Linked DNA regions of Mus musculus: region 1 is linked to region 2. The links are chromatin contacts, found by Hi-C in ENCODE. All regions are on one chromosome and are shown on one strand. The core of a region is the stretch at or near the end of the contact, and the rest is flanking DNA. Distances in the headings are between cores, read along the strand shown.

Region 1 (4,829 bases), core at 142-2,641, 300 kb after region 2:
TACATGACTAAGCAGACATATTGCTCAGGGCTTTGCTATGAGCCTCACAGTGGCTCACACCAAACAGCAGCCTGGAACGAGGCACTCCTAACTGGGAGATACCTTCAGGCAGAACACTGGGGATCGATTTCCTGATGGCTCACTTGTCACCCTCCTCTCCCTGCCTTTAACTGTTCCTGCGGTGTGGCAGGAAGAACACATCCTTTGTTTTGCAGTGCCCTCTTTTTGGCCTTACTTTGCTGTTTGGTGTGGGGGCTAATAACTGCCTAAGAGAGGTGTGGCTAGTAATTGGATTCCCAAGGAGATAAGAGTTGAGGAATCCTGGAAATGAGCTGCACAGCTTTTTGGATTAAGCAGCAGCGATGGCAGCAGAATAATCGGTGGTGGTGGCGGTGGTGGCGGTGGTGGCAGAAGATTGTCTCCCTTCCTCTACTACCTACTACTAGGGTTTGTCAACAGTTTTCCACACTTAGGTTGGAGTAAGGTTCTCTAAGACAAGTTTGGAGGGAGACTTGGGGGTCTGGAGAGACCAAGAGCTCAGAAAATAAACATCTGAGAAAGAAAAGCAATCCCTGGTTGGTAGGAGGTTTTGTGGGGTGTGGGATGTGCAGGATTCAAGGACTGCTCAGCCCTGTCCTGTAGATCTTACTAAGGTACAAGGGACCAAGGTGAAACTGTGAAAAATCTTAAATCCTGAAATTATTCCCAGGAGACGTGTTAAAAGCCAGGTTCCCCTAACTTCCTGCCATGGATTTTGACTTTGTTTAGGGTAGGACTTACATTTTGAGTTTGTTTATTTATTTAGTGAAATACATTGCTAAGCTGCCCAGGTTGGTTTTGAACTTCCTGTCTTAGACTCCTTGTATTTTCAGTTAAGTCCCTCAGATCTAAGCTTGTGAGACCGCATACGCATCTTCAGGGCTAGAAGTGTTCTTTGGTCTAGTCAGACTCCTTCCTACTGTGGAATGTGTTTGGTTTAATGCTGCTTGCCTCTCAGCAGCCTGAACTCTCATCAGGTTTGGTTTGAATCCTCCCGGAACCCGGTAGCGGTAACCATGGTAACCTAGGGTGGAAGGGTCTGTGAGGGTAAAACCAGGATCCTCGGCTTAGCTCTTGGGGTCTTGATAGTTGAGCCCTCCGGGACCCATGGAAAGTAGACCCTTTAAAGTCTGAACCTGGCTTGAACTGGGTTAAAAGCCAAAGTGGACATGATGGGCGTATCCAAAGGGCGCAACCTTCAAGAGCCTGGTTCCAGCTACTCTAGGGCGGGAAAAGGTTGAGGGAGGGGTTCCTGCTTCTAAACTACCTCGTGACTGCTCCAGGAATTGGGCGGGGCGAGGGCGGGTCTAAATCGCTGAGTGCTAGTTCTTGGGTTGCTATGGTAACGCGTCAGCTCCGGCGGAGCCGGTGGAGGTGCCTGCAGCTGAAGCGGCCGCAACGATGGTGAGGGTCTGGGTAGCTGTAGTTCTTGAGTCCTGAAGTGGTTTGGGGCTCTGAGAGGGAAAGGTGGAGCTTTCTCTAAGAGTCTGGGGAAGACAGGAAGTTCTGGGAGTGAGGACGGGACGACGGCTGGAAAGGAAGTCTCAAAAGACTGGTAGGGTTGAATGGGGGATGTGCTGCACCTTCTCCCCCATCCTCTTGAGCTGAGTCCTCTTGGGCTGTGACGTGAGATGTTGAGAAGAGCACCCGTTAGAAGACCATAACCAGCAGGGTGATCATGGGAAAGGCACCTAATGTTTCAGAAGAGCCTCTGTTCTCACTGCGTGGGAATGATTTGGGCACATCATAAGCATTAGTGAATGAATGAATGAATGAATGAATGAATGAATGAATGAATGAATGAGGCAGGGAATTCCTGGGGGAATGATTGGGATAAGTCTGCCAGTCCTGATATTCTTTGGATGGCGGCGGATGGTCATGGTCATAGACTGTGAAGACCAGCAGGGCCTCGCAGGAGCCTGTGTTGGCTCTGAAGTGTTAGGGGAGTCTGCGGACAGGTGTCGGGGCGTGTGGTTACTGGAACTTACTTGAAATGGCTGGCCACTTGGGTGGCTGAGGTGGATATCTGGGTTGTCTTGGTAGGCCTCCTTTAGTCTCAGTGTCTGTCTTGCTCTTACGGGATTTAGTGGGTTTCAGAAGAAGCTGGGTTCCGAACTTCTGAGGACTCCCTGGCGTGCAGGGATGGGGGTCCCTTTTGGCTGTACATTTTACTTAACTGTCTTCCCTCAGCACAGCAGTGTGTGTGTGTGTGTGTGTGTGTGTGTGTGTGTGTGTGTGAGAGAGAGAGAGAGAGAGAGAGATATGACCTGACACTATGCCTGGTACCAAAGGACAAGTGTTAGAGGTAAGTTCTTCTGTCCTGTGTTAAAGGTGCCTTTTTCCCTAGCATTCAAGGGAATGCTAATCTCTCCCAAGCCCAGAGATTCCCACCCAGAGACCACTCAGGACAAGAGTTTGCCAAACTTACTGACCCTAACTTACTGGAATTTTCCTTTGGATAGGAATGGGCATACAGACATGTCAGGGGGCAGTGGGTTTGAGTAATCACCAGCAAGCCAGGAGTGTGTGTATAGTGCTAATCACAGCTTTTTGTTTGAGAGCATGGAGGGATGAGAGGTGGTGGCAGCAGGGAGGCTCATAGACAAGCTTCCAGAACTCCCCCAAAGAAAAGGATCAATAGATCCTATGGAGGGAGAGGCTGGAGGCTCATCTTCAACCCTGGTGTCAAGTTACCGGGATATGTCACAGGTGGGCAGCCTGGTCCATTTAAAGAAAGAGGACAACCAGGTGGATCACTCATAGCGAGAGGCAAGAGACCTGATGTGAGGGAATCCCTCCTTTCCCATAGCCAAGTCTGTGGAGTGGGAAGTACTCCCAGGCCAAGAATCTGAAGCCGGACTTTGTCAGCCTGTGTTGACTCTGTGTGCGAAAGAGGAACTGGATCTGAGTGGGAAGGAACGTCTAAGAATGAGCAGCCTTTGTCTTTGTTCCCTTGACAGGTGGTGGTGTACTTACGTCAGGGAAACTCCACACCGACCTATTCCAGTCCCGGCTTGCCTTGTCTTGCTTGAGTTTAAGCCAAATCCCCTAGATCCTGTCATATACAGATACTTTGTTCTCAACTAGAAATAGTTATGTATATAAATACTGTGTTTCTTGGTCATAAAATAGTTACCTATCATTGCAGAAAACTATTCAATATAAGAAACATGATAGTTACACTCACCCAAAATGCAGGGACCAGAGGGCAGTGGTGAACCACCCAAAATGCAGGGACCAGAGGGCAGTGGTGACATAAACGTGCGATGTTATGCCCGGCTTTATTTTATTTTATTTTTTTTCTTCTCACTCCGGCCCAAAGATTTAAATATTATTATACATAAGTACACTGTAGCTATCTTCAGACACACCAGAAGAGGGCATCAGATCTCATTACAGATGGCTGTGAGCCACCATGTGTTTGCTGGGATTTGAACTCAGGACCTCTGAAAGAGCAGTCAGCGCTCTTAACTGCTGAGCCATCTCTCCAGCCCTATGCCTGGCTTTAGGGCTCAACTTTTATGTGAGTGCCACGGAGCCAAACTCAGATTCTCACAGCCTTGCAGCGAGCACCTTGCAGCCAACCCAGTCCTCCATACCAACATTTCTAGAGGAGTACTTACACGAAGTGGAAACTAAAGGGCTTCTTGGAAAGTTGGTTGGGTGGTGTTTTGCTGGGGCAAACACGTGAAGGAACGTGAAGGAACGTTTAGCTGAGGTGAACACAGGTGAAAGACTAAGGCAGACTCGTGAAGGAACGTTTCGCTGAAGCAGACACAGGAGAGAGGATGCTCTCTGCTAAAGCAAGCATGCGTGTGACAGGACAGGTGATGAAGGATTCTTTGCTACAACACACGTGTATTGGTCTGCCTTACATTGTGTAGTTGAGCTGCATTTGTTGGGACTCGAGGTTTCCTGGCGCTTCCACACACTTGGACTGATTGGAAGAATGATGTCAGCTGAGACAGAAGCACGCTTTGAGGCAAGACACGTGGAGGACACGTGCTGTTTGGAGGATATAAATAGGACTCGAGGGACAGTGACGGAGGCTGAGCTAGGCTTGCTTATAGAGCTACTGTGCAGAGCTTGTGTGTCTCCTGTCTTCACTGATCTTCACTTTGCTGAGAGAGGCACAGCTGAGAACTCCTGTCGGTCCTCCTGGTCCCTCCGGCTGACTGGAGCCGAGGCTGAGGCTTGGCTGTCTCTGCTAGGTCATGTCACCACTTTTACTAACCCGACTTCACTGAACTAGACTGCTGGCATGGCCGTGGGGTGTTTGTGAGTGGATCGAGCTGCTGCTGCTGACCTGTGAACTGAACTGCCGATTTCCAGACAACACAGATGGGAGTTGCTCCAAAGAACTTTTCTAAACAGGCCCACTTCCCATGTATCCTTTCTTTCCCACTGGGAGGTTAAAGCATTTAAGAGCCATAATTAAAAGTAAGATTTAAAAAAAAATTAAAGTTACACTTACATATTTCTTAGAATATATTTTCCTCCAAATGTTGATTGCTTTCTACAGTTATATAATGAGGTTCAGATGTGTTGTGCTCCCCACTACCCTCACAACCTCTTCCCTCTTCTATTGAAAAAAAAATATCTTTTCTTAAAAACTTTATATGTTGGGTTGAGAAGATGGCTCAGTGGTTAAGAGTACTGACAGCTCTTCCAGAGGTCCTGAGTTCAATTCCCAGTAACTACAGGGTGGCTCACAACCATCTGTAATGGGGTCTGATGCCCTCTTCTGGTGTGTCTGAAGATAGCTACAGTGTATTCATATAAATAAAATA
Region 2 (5,353 bases), core at 136-2,635:
GCTGTATCCCACCCAGCACTGCAGTGATCCTTAGGAGAATGGGAGGGCGGGTGGCAGGTGGATGGCAGAGGCCACTGAACATGGAGGATAAAAATACTTGGCTCATTAATCAGATAGCAGTTTGCAGAGCCCGATGGGGCACACGGAAATGCAAGCCAGGGGGCCGGGTGTCTTACACTGAAACATTCCAAGCTCGGACAAGGTGGAGCCTCTCTGTATCACCAAGCCGGGGAAGTGCAGACAAAGGCAAACGTATCCTAGCTCCATTAGGGATGCGTGTGGCCACGTAATCCAATCGGAAGGCTGCCTCCCCTCATTTCTTTTTTGTATTAACCGTCTCTGCCTTGGACCTAAAGTAGATTCTCTGGCTGAAATGATGGGGAAGGCATGCTGAAGCCTTCGTGAGAGTTTTCTAGTAAGGACTTCCCCTAGGGGACAAAACGCGGCGGGTTGGCCTGGGGAGGTCTGTGGGAAGCCTCTAGAAGTCATTTAACTGTACAGTCACTAAGTCAGTTGAAGGCAAATAAAAGAACAATCGTGTTCACGGTTCTGCTGTTTGCGTCTTGGAGCACGGCCCTACGTGTGTAAAGAGAGGGGGATCTTTTGGCCACAAGAGTAGTATGAAGCACAGTGCAGGGTACTGTGCAAGCTCCCCCCACCCAGCTTCTCCCCCCCCCCAGCCAAACCTAGTGCCCCTGCCTCCTGCAGCACAACTTACCAACAGAAGGGTAGGACCTTGGTCCCTGAGTCTTTTTCTTTTTGCCAAGGCCACATTCCAGTCATGTACTTGGTGGAGACAGAGGCCCAGCAGCCATGCTGCTCTTAAGCTAGCCCCCACCCTCAGACTCAGGGCTCACCGAGGGGACTGAGCATGCTCTCCAGGCCTGCTATTCTCCACTCACCTCCAGGATTAGCTCCTCCATCTCAAATTGTCTCTGCGAGGCCTTGTCGTCCTCGGGGGGCTCATGGTAGAGGAGGGCCAGCACCTCATACTTCTTAAACACGTTCTTGTAGTTCTTGGCGTTCACATTGATCACACGGTCCACACCGTCGTACTCAGGGAAGTCCAACCCATCTTCCCCCTGGACCCCTAACCTGGGCGTCCCTAGCACCAGTACAAACAGCAGTGCCAGCCGCAGCTCGGACACTGCTCTGGCCCCCATCCTGTCGGTAGCTCTCATGGAGGTAGTACAATCTGGGCCTGCTCTCCTGGTCCAGAGGAGGTTAGCTGAAATAGGGAGAGGTGCCCCTCGGATACAGAATCCTGAGTTAGGGGCTCCAGGTGGGGGTGGGGTAGAGAGTGGGCCAGAGCAGTGGACAGAGGACACTGCTGGGTCCTGGAGAAACTGCCGACAGAGCCAAGAGAAAAAGGGTCAGGAGGAGGAATAGGAGCAGGGGCGGGGAGGGAACCGGAGCTGCCCCTTGAAACTGGCACCCCCTCCGTCCCCACCTGGTCCTGTCTAAATATGTCTCTGTGGTTGGCAGGAGGGATGGATAACCTTCTGAGGCCAGGACAGCTCCATGAGAGCCTGAATCCTCTCACCTCCTATACCTCTTCCCTAGGCTCCCTCCCAGCAGCTGGTTCCTTCCCCCTCCCCCAGTGTCCAGGACTCCTTAGCCCCTGGCCCCATGCAGGCCTAAGAGCTCATCGCCATATTAAGAAAGGGAGAGAGAGAGATGCCGGATCTAAAAATAAGACCAGATGAGTTAGGGGTAAGTGAGGCTGGGGCTGGAGGAGGGGGGATGTAGGGTATCCAGGGATCCCAGAGTAGGACAAGGCCTATCAGAAAGAAGTACAGGTAGCAAGGACGACACCTTCTGGGCCAGAGGCTAAACTGATAATACAGGAGAGAATGTGGTATTTCTAACTCCTAAAATCCAGCAGTCTTCTATAGGTAAAGCCTATTTCTTTGATCTTATGGACGAGACATGAGCAATAAAAGCGCATTCCAGGCTCCAGGAAAGAAACCCCCGTGCAGTTCCCTTTAAAGACCGTGGACCAAGGATGAGATCATTCTCTGAATAAAAGATGGAGCGGAGTCCAAGACCAGAATCCTGGCTTAGCTCCAGTCAGTTTCCTTTGCTTCACTCAACAGTCCCAACTCAGGAATGCAGGGGGAAGGACAGGGCTGGCCCGAGTTCCATCCTGTAGTGATGGCGACTTGGGCTTTCTCTGCCTGTACTGCCCACTGCTTCGTGGCGCTTCCTCCTCTGAGGGCTCTGGCCTGATCCCGTGGGACTCTGATTCTAGGGCATAAGGGGCTGGGAGGATTCCTCAGACTGCACAGGTCTATAGAGAGCTAATAGCTACTATTCATTCCTATGTCTTTGACAAGGACAGATGATCCGGTATAAGTATGGGAAAAAGTTAACTCGAGGTAAACAGGAAGAGGTGGACCCTGTGCCCTTATCGGACGCTGTGGATTAATTCTGTGCATCTGAGGCACACAGCTGAGCTGGAGGTACGAAGGCTGTCATTTTTAGGGTCCTAGCTTAGAGGTGAAGAGTTGAATTAAGCTTTGAGTACTTAGCAAGGACTCCTGCATGGCCTTCTAGGGCTCATACTATATTTAGGTAAACTGAGGCTCAAGAGGGCTCAAGGGGGAGATCACAATAAAGTCAGACTTCCATGTCCACAGTGCAACGTACTTCTCATTCTAGAAGGATGGCGTTTAATTCGCATCTAGGAAGAAGTATAAAGTTATGCTAGCAGAATAGCATCTTGCATTCCCATGGGGCAGACCTTATATAGCTAATTTAGCATTCTTAAGAACATGTCAGGAGTGGATCCAAGAGGGACAGCTGACATTGTAGTGGGAGAGGCCAGAGGTAGCCCAAGCATGGCACTGGAGCTGAGGAGATCTCAGAATCCTGTCTCTTCATCTCCCAGGAGAGTGACTGATGTGCCAGGCAGAGCTTACACCCGTGGCTGCAGAGGCCACCCAGGAGTGACGGGCAGGCCTGCTCAGTAGATGATCCAGCCATGGTGTCTCATTTCTTCAGGGTTCTGGGGAGAGGGAGCTATCTGAACGGACACTGGCACACCAGACCTCTTCCACTGTGAACTGAACCTTAGGAGCCAGACAGGACTCTGGTGGTGACCCTGACTGCTTCAGCGCCTCCTTGTCTGTGCAGCCACCACTCCGTTCTTCTGGCCCTTTACGGCCCCACTTCCACCCTTACTCTCTTCAGCTCCCACACTACTACTCTAGGCCTCCTCTCTCATGCTTTCCTTTCTTCTTTCTCCTCAGCCCCCTTCCTTCCAGGCTGCCTGAGTGCAGGCCTCTGGATCTAACACGCCTCAGCTCCCCGTATCAAATGACCCTGAGTTGGGGCGTCTGTATTTTTAACCCACCAGACACTCAAAGCTCCTCACTACTGAAACTTGAGGAGCTGGTCCCTCCCCCTCCCCCTCCCCATCTCACTCACACACCTCCCCACCCCTGCTTCCATCTTCCAGGGTCTGTTTCAGCCCTGTCAGCAGCCGAGGTGGACCCCACACTGATCTAGCTCTGTCCCCAGGAGACCTTGCACTAGAAGCGGGAGGAGTGGAAGGAAAGCTCTGAGAAAGGGGCCTGACATAGAGAAAGAGGGGCTGGCTACACCTTCCAGTGGGAGGGTTTCTTGTTTTGTTTCCTCTTTCTTTGTTGTGTCTGCCAGCCACAGTCCTCTACCAGTATCCCACTTATTTATTATTTTATTTAGCCTTGTTTGTAACTGTGTTGGGTCCGAGTTACCACTATAAGACAAGTTTGAAAAGTGGTTAAGGATACACATTCTGGGATGGGGGCCCCTGGTTTCCTCTAGGAACTACTGTGCAATGGAGGGAATATGGTCCCAAGAACTGATGGTGGGTTTGGTCCTTGGCCCAAAGCCAGAAAGTGTGCAGTTGCCCCCCCCCCCGGGGGGGGGGGAGAAGGGTGGGGGCGGGGAGGTGGCATTTTGGTAACAGCTGCTGGTTTTCCCCGGTTTCCCCTGGTTTTCCTCAGCATTCCTCTGTATCATTTGGCCGGATATCTCTAAAAAGTTCCTGAAGTGAACGAGAGTCACAGGCAAAGCAGAGAGGCTCAATGAGCAGAAATGAGTTGGAGAGGGGGCAAGACAAGGGAAGAAGAATCTAGAGAGGAAGGTGGGCGGGGGTGGGGTGGGGGGGTGGCTTCTTGTTCTTTTTTACTAAGACCAGACCAATAAAGAGCTTGGGTCCCAGGCTCAGGATGTAGCTCAGTGATACATTATTTGCCTAGTATTTGCGTGTAACCTGCTTTGAGGCTGTACCAGAGAGAAAAGGCTAAAGGATGGGATAGCTAGCGTAGAGATGTCAATGACAGGGTTAAAGGGCAGGAATCACAGTCTGCCCCATATACATGAAGAGGAGGGAACCCTCCCACCCTACCCCACCCTGCCATTCCCCAGTCAGTGAGCTTTGCTAGATCTGATGCTATTAGGTATCCTTTAGAACAATGCTATGGCCTGTAGTCTGGTCTGAGAAAATGCAAGTCAGGATCTAGATTATTTAGCCCCACAAGCCCCAAGCATGGGTACAGATATGAGTGCCGTGGTACCCCTAACAATATGTAGCTCAGCTGCTCTTGTCTCCCTTGCAGTATCTGTTTCTAGCTAGACTTTGAGGGCAGCTATTTGTCCCTTACACTGACAAGACATCACAGATCGATCTTAAAATAGGAAATACCCTTCAGGGTTAAATATGCCTGATTTTCTGTTTTTAAAGCCAGGGTCTCACAATGTAGCCCTGCCTGGCTTGGAACTCACCAGGTAGACAGGCTAGCCTCAAATTCACAGCGATTCACCTGTCCCTGTCTTCCAAATGCTGGTATATTAAGACTGTGGGCCCCCACACCTAGCCCCAGATGCTGGATTCTAGTACATTTTTAGTCTCTTCTGAGGTCCCTGAGGTCCCTTTGACTAATTACAATGTATGTGTAGGAAGGGAGCTTCGCTGAACTCTGTTCCCTCCAAAACAGACTTCTGCACACCAAGTAACCTGAGGGTTGTTCCAAGCATTTATCTCTAGACAGGCTGCTGGATGTAACAAGACTGCACATACTCGCTGGACCCTAGGCAGAACAGGCTGGGCTTTCTTTCTCCCAACCTATTCCATCTCCTACCAGAGACTCTTCCTCCAGCCCCAGGAATGTGTCTCTCTCATCCAGAGTCAATTCAACCCATACAACAGGGGCCCCTGCTCAGCTCTATCTCAGGTGTCATTGTTATACTCAGTCCTGGCTCTCGTGAGACCAATGTCGTGTGAAGATCTTTCTCTGAGGCAGTTAGTAGTACGTCTCCTTCTCCAGCCATCCTGTGGAAAAGAGACCAAGTGAGCAGAGAGAAGGAC

Evidence for each region. A loop is a pair of places that touch in the nucleus more often than their neighbours do.
Region 1: a map of heart shows a loop between it and region 2 (2.4-fold over the local background). The contact joins the promoter of Cfap45 here to the promoter of Casq1 in region 2. A Hi-C loop is called at or near these places in 2 of 37 maps with a recorded cell type or tissue (both heart).

Annotation. Positions count from the first base shown.
Region 1 is chr1:172,519,739-172,524,567 of GRCm38, forward strand. Cfap45 (cilia and flagella associated protein 45) reads left to right here and starts at 1,392. Exons shown (of 12, transcript NM_027972.1): 1 at 1,392-1,443. The coding sequence starts at 1,441.
Region 2 is chr1:172,218,510-172,223,862 of GRCm38, forward strand. It overlaps Casq1 (calsequestrin 1), which reads right to left and starts at 1,386. Exons shown (of 11, transcript NM_009813.2): 1 at 903-1,386. The coding sequence starts at 1,181. Atp1a4 (ATPase, Na+/K+ transporting, alpha 4 polypeptide) reads right to left here. Exons shown (of 23, transcript NM_013734.1): 23 at 4,999-5,317. The coding sequence ends at 5,289.